Regions from separate parts of the Homo sapiens genome. Here region 1 is linked to region 2. Evidence: chromatin contacts called from ENCODE Hi-C or POLR2A ChIA-PET data. All regions are on one chromosome and are shown on one strand. The core of a region is the stretch at or near the end of the contact, and the rest is flanking DNA. Distances in the headings are between cores, read along the strand shown.

The links. A loop is a pair of places that touch in the nucleus more often than their neighbours do. ChIA-PET counts read pairs that join two places held with the same protein, here RNA polymerase II (POLR2A).
Region 1: a map of naive thymus-derived CD4-positive, alpha-beta T cell shows a loop between it and region 2 (25-fold over the local background). The contact joins the enhancer-like site here to the promoter of LRRC70 in region 2. A Hi-C loop is called at or near these places in 1 of 168 maps with a recorded cell type or tissue (naive thymus-derived CD4-positive, alpha-beta T cell). POLR2A ChIA-PET finds 5 or more read pairs at or near these places in 1 of 52 experiments (T-cell).

The regions. Positions count from the first base shown.
Region 1 is chr5:65,101,459-65,109,086 of GRCh38, reverse strand. No RefSeq gene overlaps it. Among named protein-coding and RNA genes, the nearest start is that of CWC27, 340 kb to the right of the region's middle. RefSeq lists enhancers at 5,597-6,097, 6,098-6,598 and a silencer at 5,826-6,115. Within about 2 kb of position 5,651, at least 30 of the 41 ENCODE cell types and tissues checked have a DNase peak (open chromatin) inside an H3K27ac peak, as active enhancers do.
Region 2 is chr5:62,573,623-62,580,492 of GRCh38, reverse strand. It overlaps LRRC70 (leucine rich repeat containing 70), which reads right to left and starts at 1,674. Exons shown (of 2, transcript NM_181506.5): 1 at 1,558-1,674; 2 at 1-1,092. The coding sequence starts at 1,054. All of the region lies in intron 27 of IPO11 (importin 11), which reads right to left. It overlaps IPO11-LRRC70 (IPO11-LRRC70 readthrough), which reads right to left and starts at 1,758. Exons shown (of 4, transcript NR_073584.1): 1 at 1,558-1,758. It also overlaps the pseudogene RPL35AP14.

The sequences.
Region 1 (7,628 bases), core at 4,402-6,901, 2.5 Mb before region 2:
TCCATTTATATGAAATGTTCAGAATAGGCAAAGCAATAGAGACAGAAAGCAGATTAGTGGTTGCCAGGCTGGAAGGAGGGTAGAATGGGGAGTGACTGATTAATAGGTACAGAATTTCTTTTGTGGGTGATGAAAATTCCAGAATTAGATCATGATGATAGTTACAAAATCCTGTGAATGTACTAAAAGCCACTGAATTGCACTCTTTTAAATGGTTAAAATGGTGATTTTTGGGGGAGGAAAAAAACTAAAATCTAGATTCAGAAAGAAAATTAAAAGATAAGAATGATATTTTTATCCTCAATGCCTGTTGTTATACATTATAAAATTGACCTTGCAAAGTTAAAGGAAGATTTTGCTGCAAATCAAATTAGGGTGACTTACACAGGTATAGAAACTGTGTATTCCAAACTTCTTGAAACAATCTGATTTTACTTAATTGTATTATTTTCAATAAAGGTGATTCATTATATGGTAAACAAAAAAAGCCTAGACAAATAGCATACTTAAAATTACAACAGTCAGTGATTCCACCTGACTTTCTATTCATTAAGAGTGTGTCCCAGAATGAAGGTAAATTGGTAAAAAGACATAGATGATTAGGCTGGGTACGGTGGCTCACGCCTGTAATCCCAGCACTTTGGGAGGCCGAGGCGGGTGGATCACCTGAGGTCAGGAGTTGGAGACCAGCCTGACCAACATGGAGAAACCCTGTCTCTACTAAAAATACAAAATTAGCTGGGCGTGGCAGTGCATGCCTGTAATCCCAGCTACTCAGGAGGCTGAGGCAGGAGAATTGCTTGAACCAGGGAGGCGGAGGTTGAGGTGAGCCGAGATCGCACCATTGGGCCATGAGACCTAGGTTTGATACCTGACACTGGAAAGGGATTAACCATGAAGACTTCAGGAAGTCACTTAACCTCTCTTCAGCTCAATTTCTTTACTGAGATGCCAATCTACATAGACTAATAATTAGCCTCAGAGGGACTAGCGTATAGTATACATGTAATACATTATTATCATAATTTCTATAGATTGGCCAGTATGGGAAAATAAGAGAAAACTACCTCAAACCTGCCGGAGGAAGTTATGGCAAATTTCCTAGATCTCAATTGTCTTAAGCCAGCCAGGCTGACAAGGGAAACACATTCTATGCAAAAGGAATTACATATGCAAAGAGACAAAAGTATGGAAGATAATGACATGATATTGTATCAGGAACACAACATTGAGGTAACTTGGTCAGGGCATGTCCAGAAGGGGCAGAAGGTGAGCTGGAAAATGTCAGTTGGGGCCAGATCATTACAGAGTACTCCATCTTGAGTATATCACTTAAGAACTTTAAGAAAAGGAATGCAGTCAGCTTTGCATTTCTAGAAAGATAACTGGCTGAATGGGCAGAATGGATTAAAGTGAGAGGCAGTTCATCAAGGTAACAAGTTTGGAGGCTAGCACTTCTATACCAACAGGATTGGCATAGATGGAGACTAGAAGTGTAACTGACAAATGTTATTGATCGAACGGATATTGGAGGAGAGAAAGGAGGCATCAAAAAGTAACTCTAGGGTTGGGCGTGGTGGCTCACACCTCTAAACCTAGCACTTTGGGAGGCTGAGGCAGGAGGATCATTTGAGGTCAGAAGTTTGAGACCAGCCTATCCAACATGGGGAAGCCCCATCTCTAATAAAAATACAAAAATTAGCTGGGTGTGGTGGCACACGCCTCTAATCCCAGCTACTCAGGAGGCTGAGGCAGGAGAATTGCTTGAACCCAGGAGGTGGAGGTTGCAGTGAGCTGAGATGGCACCACTGCACTTCAGCCTGGGCAACAGAACAAGACTGTCTAAAAAAAAAAAAAAAGTGACTCTAGGCTTCTAGATTGTGCTCCTTGGAGGATAAGGACCACAGGAAGAGGAGCAGTTTGGGATACAGTCAGAAATATAATCAGCTCTCTGTATCCATAGGTTCCACATCCCTGGATTCACCAACCACAGGTTGAAAATATTAGAAAAAAATTGCATCTGTACTGAACATGTATAGACTTTTTTCCTTGTCATTATTCTCTAAACAATACAGTATAACAACTACTTAAATAGCATTTAGATTATATTAGGTATTATAAGTAATCTAGAGATGATTCAAAGCATATGGGAGGATGTACGTGGGTTATATTCAAATGGTACACCATTTTATATTAGAAACTTGAGCATTTAAAGATTTTGGTATCCACAGGAGGTGGTGGAACCAATCCCCCACAAATACAGAAGGACACCTGTATATATGTGGAACCCAACGGGGAAATACACATTTGAGAATAGGTGGTAGCTGGTATCATTAATTCATTATGTCCAGCAAAGTATTAAGTTCTATGATGCTATGACATGGACTTGCTCTTAGGGATTTATAGACTAGTGGGGATAGGTAAGGTATTTCACAAGTAGATACGTTAAGATGTGTGAAAAGCAGTGTTGTAATCAATGAAATACAGAATAGCTAACCCAGATTAGGAGTCAGAGGAAGCCTCTCTGACAATGTAACATTCCCACTTTGACTTTAAGGGCAAGTTGCAATTAGCTGGAGAAGAGAAACTAGGCAGAATGAACACTATGTACAAAGGCCTAAAGGAGAGAGAGCACTGCCCCTGAGGACCTGAAGGACATTCAGGAATACTAGAGCAGGGAATGCAAGAGATGGGGAAAAGAAGCAAGCAGGAGTGAGGATGTGAGGGGCCTCATAAGCCTTGGAAATAAATCTGGGTGTTTGGGTCGGGAGTATCTTGATAAGACTGAGTTCTAGAAAGGTCATGGTGCTGCACCAGAGAATGGCATAAAAGGGTGTGAGGTTGTTTGCAGAAATCAGTTAGAAGGCTTTCAGTGGCCTGGATGAGACAGATTTGATTTATTAATCAGAATTGTTTCAAGGAGACAGAAACCACCTCAAAAAGTTCAATTAAAAATGAGAAACTTCTTGGTTTCAGTAACTGAATCACAGAAAGACAAGGGAGCTGCTGGCCAGCAAGGGATGGATGGGGGAATGGAGTGCTGCCAGGACCCCTTTTCTACTTTTGCCCTCATCTCTGTGCATCTTGGAAAGTTTGCTGTTCATCTTTCAGGCCTGGTAGGGTACATGGCCTGTTGGTGGCTCTGAGATCACATCTCTACAGCTTCTAACTAAAGGAGACATTTTGTCTCTGATTCAGAATAGATTCAGAATACAAGTTCCCAGGAAATGCTGGGATTGGCTGGGCTCGGATCATGTGCTAATGTCTGGACTCAATTCTGTGGCCAAAGTACCTCTCCCCTTGGAGAGATAAGAGCATTGTCTAAGGGACATGGTCACCCCAATGGTCAAGGAAGTAAGGTCTGTTACCAGGAAGGCTGTAGGAAGATGCCGGCAGTCCCGGGCAGACACAAAAGCACTCTGGATATTCAGGTGATAGAATTGACACAAAAGCACTTCAGATATTCTGGTGGTAGAATTAACTGAATTTGGTGATTGACTGATTGTGGGGGAAAGGCAGCAATGAGCCAAGGATGACACTTAGATTTCTAGCTTGGGCAAATAGGAGGATGTGGGAGCCATTCTCTGAGACAGGAAACACAAGAATAGAAAGAGATGGTTTGAAAGAGAAAGTGAGTTCAGATTTGTACCATAGGAGTGCTGAAGAGCACATGGGACGGCCAATTTGAGATGCCCAATAAGGGCCTGATGCACAGAAGAAACAGCCAAGCTGGACAGAGATTTGGGAATCATCAGCACTGGCAGGGTCACTGCAGCCCCCGATTGGATGTGATCTTCCAGGAAGAATGGAGAGTGAGAAAAGAGGAGGAACTCTGGGGGCACCAACATCCAAAGGAAGATCAGAGAAAACTAAGAAGTAGCAAGAGAGAGGAAGAAACCAGGAAAGAATCCTATTATTGTGTGAATTATGGTTCATAATGGTTATGAAAGCTAGCACGGAGAATTAAAAAGTGATGGGAAGTGGAAGGGAGAGGACATGCCCTCTAGTTTCTAAGAAGCTCACAATCTGTAAGACCAGATAAGATCAGAATACATCAGCTAACAATGCAAGTAATGTATGACAGGTACCAACATGAGTTCTAGGAGGAGGAAGACAGCAGGAGCATTATGGATTGGGGTAGCCAGGGGAAGTAGGATATAAGTAGACCCTAAAAAGTGGGTAAGACTTGAATAGCTGGACACTGGGATTGGAGAGAGGAAATTCGGGTTAGAGGAATTTCAGGTTGGAGGAATTTCACGCGCAAAGGAGGAACTACACCAGGAGCACTCAGGAGATGTGCTTATGTTGGGGACTGATGACAGATTATTTTAGGAGGGTAAGCTTGGCCAGATGGAGAGGGCTTTGAATGCCAGGCAAAAACACCTGGTAATAAACTTTAGTTAGTAGGCAGCCTTCAAAGGTTTCAGATACTCCCTAAAAGAAACTGACTTGTGTTATTTTCTTACCCCTTCAAAGCATCCCTGTGAGACCAGTCCCTGTTATCTAAACGTATTTTTCTCCTATCATGTCGTGTCTTCCTTTGTTGACTTTATTTCTAAAAATATTAGGTGTGACTCTGACACTTTTGGTATCTGGGACTGCTCAGCAGCTTTCTCTAGCAGGTAGTTAAGTTTTCTTTTCTTCTACCCTATTACTTCCAGTTCCATCCCTCAGGGACCATGAGAAACAATTCCACTTCTCCTTATGTTTATATTCGGAGGATGCTTATAGAGTTTCCACATTCCCTGTGCTTTGAGCTCAGCCAAGGTATACATACTTAATTCTTTTAATCTCTCCCCCTAAGTCACTCCCTGTGGCCCCTTAAGCATCCTAATTGCTCTTCTCTGAAAGGCAGCCAGCTCATTATGTGCATCTTCCTTGGGAGGCAATGAGGAACATAGTATTCCCCGTGTGGTCTCACTAGACTCATATATTACCTCCCAGTTGCATCCCACGACTGGACATGTGGAGCCGCACTCCTTCTGCTCCCCGCTCCCTACAGTGCGCCCTGGCCTCAGTAAATCCCTTATCTCAACAGGTTATCTCCCATTTCCAGGTGGCCTGTTCCAAAGCTTGGAACCTGTGTTCACCACATGTTCAACCCCCAGCTCCCGCCTCAGGAGGTCTCTTACTGGGGAAGGTGGCCCGGAACCAGGACGAGTATCTGTGGAAAATTGCAGCTAAGCTTGCGTAAGTAAACCTTGGAAGAGGAGAGGCTGCGGAGTGCCCAGAATTAAGAGATGCCGCATCCTGCCATGAGCTCCCCGGCCTGCCCGGCTGTGACAGTATTCAACAAGGTGCAACTTGGAGGCTTCGCCTCTGTTTCCAATTATCCCTTTTATCTCTGCTCTAGCCCCTCTCCTTACCTAAGTGTTTTCATAGCTCTCAGTCATTACTGTTTAGCTTTGTGAGGATAAACGTGAAACCAAACAAATTATACATATCCTGTCTCAAGATGTGTTATCACCCTCTGACTAGAAACCCCCAGAAGCCTGCGGCTTTTGAAAGTTCTAGGTTTTTTTTTAAGCTTTGAAAAAAAAATGGTGGCAGAGGTTAAACTGCCTTTGAGAACGCCAAATGTTTGGATTTCAGTGAAGGTTGACATGGAAACCCACCTGAGGCTTCCTCGAGTGTCTCGGGAGGTAATAAAACCCGAGCTGGATGCTCCTGCTGCTGGGGGAGGAACAGCTCCCAGGGCGGCCAGGTGGGGGCGGCGGGGCCTGAGGAAGCTGCCCGGGGCCGCACAAAAGGGAAATCGAGGAGAGGAAGCCAAAAGCCAGAAAGGGCACGACGGGGGCGTGGGTGCGGGTGTCCGGGGAGACCTCGGCCGTCCCAGAACTTTCCAGGGCCCGGGGACCTGCGCCGCCCCGACTGGAAAGTTGGTGTTTTTACTCGAAGCCCTTTCTCTGGGCAGTTTAATAACAAACAGCGGCCGCAGCAATGGCGTCCGCGCCGGCAGCGTCGGGGCGCCCGGAGGCGGGGCGCGGCGGGGCGGGACTCTCCTCCCGCTCGGGCCCGGGGCGACCGGCGCACCCCACAGCCGCTCCCGGCGGCCGCCGAGGCGAGGGGCGGCAGAGAAAGGTCGGGAGCACTGAAGCACCGGGGTTGCCGGAGGCGAGGGCACCCAAGTTTATGCAGCTTGGGGTGGACGCTCGACTGCTGAGCTGCAAATACACAGAAAGCTTTGCCCACCGCTCGCCCCGTAGGTTCATCGCTTTATTCCCATCTACACCCAGGCACAGGAGAACTAAAGTGAAGAGAATTATCTTATGTTGGTTTCTTGGGGAGGAGGCGTGTGGAGGGGAGAGAGCCCTCCGGGAGAGACGAGGGAGAAAGGCAGAGGGAACCCATAGGGAGAGGAAGCAGGACGCCAGTGCTGCTTCCTAACACCTCTCTTTGTCTCCATTCAACACGGATTCCTCCCCATGGTGGGCCAGCCTTAGAGGACACATTCGTCTTTGCCCCCAAGGCCACCACAGACTCTGTGTTTCTACCCTGAGTACTAGAGGATGCCCTAGAAAAGAAATCTTGAGGACCTCTCTCTTTGAGACTTTGAGGGCCTCCACCTTCCAGCCACTGTTTCGTCCAAATCTGGGTTATCCATTCAGTAAAGGGTTGCCAGCTGAAATACAGCACACTGAGTTCCATATGAATATCAGATAGACAACGACAAATTTTGAGCATGAGTATGACCCACACAAAAATTCGTGTGCGTTTGTTTTATTAACTCTAGCAATCCTAATTCAGTACGTATTTCTGATTCTTCTTCAATTCCCGTCCAGACAGCAACCCTCTGAGACAGGAAGGGAGCGTGCTCTCACCAGGCACCATTTCCTGCCTCTCCCTCGGTCCCCTCTAAAATTGGTAAACCTCAGGTGTTTTCTAGGGAAGTCCCACCGTAAGTGGAGAAAGAATAAAGATGGGAGTAGAGATCAGGGGTGAAGTAGTTTAAGGTCACCTAACCAAAAATTGGAAATTTCAAACGCAAGAGCTGAGTTCTCCTTTATTGGAGGAATTAACAAGATGTGCTGTGAACATAAGAGTTAAATAGTAGTCGCCTTTTGTAAGCAACTCTAACAGAGGTTTACATTTGGGATTAATAGTAAACTCCCCAGGCCTTACTGACAGAAGAATGTAGTTGCCCAAATAAACAATGTTTTGATCGGGACTCGAGACCAACCCTCCGAGCACTCAGCCTCTTCCTAGCAGGAGCATTTCCCAACTCTGAAGTAATTTGTAATGTGCTGGGAAAACATTTTCAAAAAATGGATATCTAAGATACCATAAAAGGGAAAACAGTTCTCGCTTTTGAAGTAAGAAATACCATTTGCAGTAAAATTTCTTCCGTTTGCATTTCTGAATTATGTCTTGATAAAGCTAGGCTTACAGTGCCCGAGTGCTGCCTCCGACCTAGTAAGGAAGAGTCTAATGGAACAGTGTGGGTCTGGGGTTTACTGTCCTCTAAATATTATACTGTCTTCTTGGTACATAAAAATAAGAATACCTCCCAATGATGGGATTACTGTAACTGGCCTTTACTTCCCACTGTAGGCTTCCTGGAACTGGCCTTTCAGACTGGAAGACCCCTCAGCACAATTTTGTCACACCGTCTCTCAGCGGCCACTGTT
Region 2 (6,870 bases), core at 425-2,924:
TCAATGAAGACAACGGCTTAAGGACCCTTGGATGCAAGGCTGTAAGATTATTAAATGACAGATTAAGGATCTTCAAAGATGCTCCCATATTTTCAAATGTATCATTATCAATGCTAATTATTCTGTTTCTATCTAACTTAAGGTAAATTAAATTCTTTAACAAACTGAATGTGTCAGAATTTAAATTCTCTAAATCATTATGACTTAAGATCAAATGTTTAAGATTATTAATTCCACTAAACCCATCCCTAGTAACATTCCTAATTCTTGAATTTTTCAGGAGGAGGTATTCCAGATTGGCAAGTCCTTTAAATGCAAAGGGCTGTATTGCTTCAATAGGATTATGAGACAAAGAAAGTCTTCTAAGACTTTTAAGTACTTCAAAGGCATTTGATGGTACTTTTGTTAAATTATTACTTCCTAAATACAAACAAGCAAGGTTTTCAAGATGTTGAAAGCCTGATTCTGATATCCTCAAAATGTTATTGTTTGATAAATCAAGTATCCGAAGAGCAACCATACCAACAAAGGTACCACTCCCAAGGACAGTGAGGCGATTCCTTTGTAGATTTAAGTACTGAACTGAAACTAGATCATTAAATACTCCTCTCGGAACAAAAGATACCTGATTATACTGTAAATATAAATTACGAAGATTTAAAAGTCCCTTAAATATTCCAGGATCTAAGCGTTTGATGAAATTATTATTTAGAAATAGAAAATATAGATGCCTCAATTGAACAAAGGCTTTTGGATATACATACAGAATGTTAGAATTATCCAAATACAATGCTACAAGAGAATGAAGTCCTGTTAATTCACTTTCATTTATATAAGATATATTATTCCCAGTCAGATACAGAAAAACTGTACTTTCAGGAAAATTCTTAGGAATACTCGAAAGGCCTAAGTTACGGCAGTTAATTTGTCTCCCAGTGCAGAGCTGACAAACAGACGAACATCCAAGTATTTCTTTGTGGAGTAATAATAAAAGATAACAGGTAACAACCAGAAACAGTCGTAGGCAAGGCAGAGAAAACTGTAATCCACACATATCCCTGTTCTTGGATTTTCTGTTCAGATCAGAATTGGCTATAAAAAGAGAAGGTAAAGCTTTAAATCACGAAAACTTCATCAAATGAATTTTTTTTATAATACTATAACTTCTGTATTCTATTTTAATTAGGATCAGCCAATAATACTATCATAAATCATACCATGGTAATAGCAAAAAATAATGAGTATGGAATACGTTCTAGAATTATTAACATGATCAGGCCATTAACCCACTATTTGACAAAATAGTTCAGATTAATGAAACATTTGCTAAGTTAACTTAAAAATTACAATTGATTACAACACAGGTGACAAATGATGTAGGAATGAGAATCTTTGAATTTAATATGTCCCTTTAACAACATAAAGTCTAATATCAAATAACATTATAATTTATGAAAATACAAATTCACTACAGAACAATTAAATTCTAAATTACAGTTTTTCACAGAACTATTTTTCATGTCAGCTAGAAGTTCATATTTAAGTAAATAATCTTACCAAGAAAAGGAAATTCGTATTATTAACACTCAGCTGATTCAGTAAAGGTTTTCTTTTTAAATCTGAAGAACGACATTTCTTAACTCCAGTTTGTTCTGTGGCACTGCTGACCTCCACCCCACCACTTTTTTTTTTTTTTTTTTAAGTCACCGTTTGCTCAGGAAACACCACTCTTCACATTGGTTCCTTTACAGTCAATGTGTAAAACAGAGGTTGCCATGGATACAGGAAGCTAAGAGACAGGAAGTAATTTTATCTGTGTTTCAAAAGTATTGCTGAACGGAAATCTCAGGAACTTATTTTTTCAGAATGCAGTTAGAGTTTTCCTAATATACACATTGAAATATCTCCTATAATATAAAAATAATAGTTTTTAAAGGATACTTGAAAACATTAGTTATTCAGAACCCAAATATCAATCAACAGACTCTAGCTATCAAACAACATAGCTACTGAATGGAAAAGGCTAGTTCAAATAAGATGTATATCGAGTAATACAATTTTTTGTAAACTTTTTAATGAATAAAATATTTATGTTGTGTTAAATACGCATTGAAGACTTAAACTTTATGCTTTATTCCTTTAATAAAAATAGGGGAAAAAATTTAGAATGAACATAAATGTTGTTATATTATCCTCCAGTGCTCTTTTTAAAATTTTCAAAATATTTTTGGTTGCAAAAAATACTGAGTACTACTTAATACGTGAGGTACTAATTGGTAGTAAGCTACTAATTAGTAGTAACGCACTAATTGGTTGTGTTGGGTTATAAGATGTTAAGAAGCTGCATACCAACTTACTGACATAGGTTATCTTTGCAAGAAAAATTGGGGAGAGTAAAAGAGGCGATGTTTCGCCCTATATATATCTGTATCAGTTTGAATCTTTTAGAACAAAAATGGAGAATTTTTTAACGTCATTTTTCAAGAATTTAAAGAATCGGATATAAATTGTTTATATTATATATTGTTCAGTCATTAACTTTCTTTCATTAACTTTAAGCTAGTTGCTTAAGCTTTCTAATTCTGACTTTTATTAATATTACTAATAGCCTGATAATATTCCTAAAATATCAAGTTATATAATTGTATACAACTCTCCTTTGATATTAAAGCAGTTTCATTTCACATCAACAATTACTTTAGAAATAATATGAATTATGTCCATATTAGAAAGCTGAAATAATACCTAGCATTATCTTTCTATGACTAAAAATTCAGCAATGCATACTGGATAGCAGATCGTTATCAAAATGACTTATGATTCTTACACCTATCCATTATGGCTGGTTACTGTTATTGCTATTTTATGCATTAAAAATGGAAAACAAAACAAGTGACAGAAATGATATGAATTTGAGGTAGGGGCTATGTTTCTCAGGTCCATTTTGTTTAGTACTTCCAATAATATACAAGGTGATATGAAGCTTGTCCCATGGATTTTTCAATTTCTTGGGAAAAATTCAGAGAAAGGGTCCTTTGAAATAAAAATAAAATTAAAGAGAAAAAACCCACAAAGTAATATAACCAGAGTATGAATTAATTTTGTTCTTTATGCCAAAAATATCCAAAGCAGTAAAGAACACTTATTAGGATGCAAAGGTAAAATTTTTAGGAAACTGTATTAAGGAAAAATGACAAAATAAAATCTCACTTCTCACATTCTAAAAACTGAAGGAAACTAAACTGACTTCAACAAAACAAGCAAATATAAATAGTACACTGTAACTCTCAGGTTGAATGGTTTAAAAAAAAATTCCTATCTCCAGCAAAACAAAGTTTAGTCTTTCTGTTCATTTAGGAGTTGCTGTTCTTAGAGACAACTGATCAACAATGATTCCTCATTATCCTTTTCTGATTACTAATGTTCATTACAACTATTACTGAACACTACGCTCAACCTCTTAAATTAGTCTTCTATTTCTTTCCAGGAAATTGACTCATTGAGCTGTTTTCCTCTCATTCTTGTTGCTGAACCTTCTTTTACACTGCCTTTGTCTTCAAATCATCTCATGCTTCTGGTATTAATACACAACTATTCTCTTTTCCATTCAGATTCTCCCCATACAAAAACAAGAATGTATAAATAACAGAGCAATTGTTCCATTAGCTCTTTTAAATATACATCATCTGTATGGATGCATGTATTCTTTTGAGACACAGTCTTGCTCTGTCGGCTGGGTTGGAGTGCAACAATGTGAGTACAGCTCACCACAGCATCGACCTCCCAGTCTCAAGTGATCCTCTTCCCTCAGCCTCTTGAGTAGCTAGGACTGCAGGTGCATGCCACCATGCTTTTTCTTATTTTTGTAAAGACGGAGTCTTGCCATTCTGCTCAGGCTGGTCTTGAACTAGTAGGTTCAAGTAATCCTCCCACCTTGGCCTCCCAAAGTGCTGGGATTACAGGTGTGAGCCACTGCGTCCAGCCTATATGTATTTAGATATATACCATCTATATATAAACCAATCAAGATTGGTTTACATATAAAGAATGGCTTATAATAACAGCAGTTACTGATTTTATGGACCTTAAAAGTCACTGATGGAACTAAAATCAAGAGAATGAAAATGTGAAATGGGATTTGCAATTAAAAATAATCCAGCTCTTCCTGCCATCATGAAGCCTGTCGAGGCCTGCTTGGAACATGACTTCTAAAAGGCAAGTATTTCTGGAAGGCTGTCATCCAAGGCCATTTTTGCGCTATAAGCAGGGTCTCTGGAACCAAAGGGAGCACACAAATCTTCTTAAAACTGAAGGTGTTTATGCCCAAGATGAAACTGAATTCTATTTGGGCAATAAATGTGCTTACGCACACAAAGCAAAGAACAACAAGTGACTCCTGGCAGCAAACCAAACAAAATCAGAGTATTCTAGAGAAAGGTAACTTGGGCCCAAGGAAACATTGGCATGGTTTTTGCCAAATTCCAAAGCGATCCTTCTGCTAAGGCCATTGGACATAGATGCTGTAACCCCTTAAAGATTTAAACTAATGAAAGGTAAATAAAGTGGACTTGTGTTCCTGGAAAAAAAAATTTAGCAAACAATTTGAGAATTCTTTTGCTCAATGTAGGAGATAAATTTTAATGAGGGGCAGTATATCTCAATATAGACCTCTTATCAGTTGCAAGAAAAAAAAATAACAACATAGTAACTATACACAGTGGGGAAATCAGATAACACCTTGACCAGCATTAACATCATCAGTGAGAAACAGATGAGCACCATGTGACTTTGCCTGTGATATTCCAAGAGGGACACATCACTTATGCAATATTCTAACGAGAGATGCATACATAAATCTAACCATAAGGAAATATCAAACCACAAATGAGGAACACTCTATTCTGCTGGGGGAGGTGGGGAGAGGATGGATGGGAGACAAAAACAGAGAGGCAATTGGAAAGATGGAGAGAGATTATAAGGAGTGGATTATTTAAAAATGTTATAAGAGAAAAAGAAAAGACTGAGGAAATGACATGACAGAGTAAAAGAGACTACAAAAACACAAGAACTAAAACAATAATTGGTCCTAGACTGTAAGTACTGAGGAGTAAGAGACCATGGCAAATACAACTTACACAGAAATGGTTCAGAATATAAAACATCTATCTAGTTATCTGACAGAAAATGTGTATCACGCAACAAACTGGGACAAAAGTTAACAACAGGTGATTCTGGGTAAAGGTCATATGAGTGTTCTTTATTGTTCTTGCAGTGTTTTTCTAAGTCTGAAATAATTTCTAAGTGAAAATATCATGACAGTAGCTATGATATCCGTGTAAAATTTGTCCATGAGCATTACTGCCAAGATATGTCACCATTTCTAAGTTTTTAATGTATGCTTTAAAATAAAAACAGAAACAAATATTGTGCTGCCATAACATGGCAAAACTATGAATATCTCTATTTGCTCAATTGTCAACAAGAAAATCAACTAAGAAATTTTTAGCTGCAAATCTATTTATGAGAATAAAAAATAAACTTTATGCACTTTATGCATGAGAAGCATAAAATTTCAACTATGCCTGTGACTATGCGGCTTTAAAAGCAAACTGATACTTTCTAAGGATGTACTGACACTAGGACACTTTCAAGGAACATTATTAATCACCCCCCAGCATGACTTTAGAAGAACATTTTTAACTTCTTGATCTCTGTTCCTGTTACACAGTCATTCTGAGAAGCATATTTTATTTCCATGGACAATTTTAGGTACCATCCTCATTGCGAGTATATGATGATAAATTTCTTTGATGTATATTGGCATAGTTTTACACTGCAAAGCACAGAAAGCAGAACTATTAAACAGAAGGGCTGTTTCAACTTAGAAAAAGCTAGCAGAGATGGATTAGAATTCAAAATATCTCCTCTTTCCCCTGGCTCCACATGAAACCTTTGGAACACTAATCTCTCTTCTGACCCTATCCACCACCTTCTGGGTTTTGCTGAGATAGACTAATCTCACTCAGCAGATTATAGTTCAGATCTGAGCTATATTAGAATTTCTCTTTCGTGCAAATCCCTTCCATTTTGATGGTTCTTATTTTATGCTTATATTACAATTTCCAGTTTACCATAGTCCCTAAAATCCCTAAAGTTTTAAACACACAAACACACGCACATGCACCAGAAGAAGAGAGGAGGGAGTAATTAGCCTAACAGATGATTTAATAAGGCTATGAGAGAGCTAAGCCTCTTCCAATAACTATAATAACCTTTGTGAAATTATTTTCTTGCCTCAACAGACAATATTATAAAATGGATGAAGTTACATGAATGAAGACTGTATTGAATATAGAAACTAGCATATGGAGTTAAAAGCACAGATTTGGGAGTCACTGTTTGTATTTTGAGGATAATACTTATATAACAAATAGCTATAGTTAGAAAGAAGTCCTACAATAAAATGGGATGCCTTAAGGACCAGGGACTTTTTATTAGCCAAGTATCCAAACAGAAGTTGAATGAACATCCCCATCAGAGATGTTACAGAAGGAAAGTTTATTACCAAATAAGGATTAACCTAAATAACCCCTAAGGGAACTCTCAATGTTAAGCCACCAGTGCTGAAGACCACCCAATACGGCTGAGAGGTATATGTACAATACTGCAGGGGCATCAAGGCTCCACACAATACTATCTATGTCAGGCATGAGACTAGTCAAATTGACCACTGTGTGAAAAATAACTCCAGAATCATGCCTATTTTTGTAATTGGAATATGGTTAACTGCTTCTTGGCACCCAAATTGCTAACCTTTTCACAGCTGGCCTTTGAAACATCTTATAGCTTGGATTTGACAGAACTTCTACC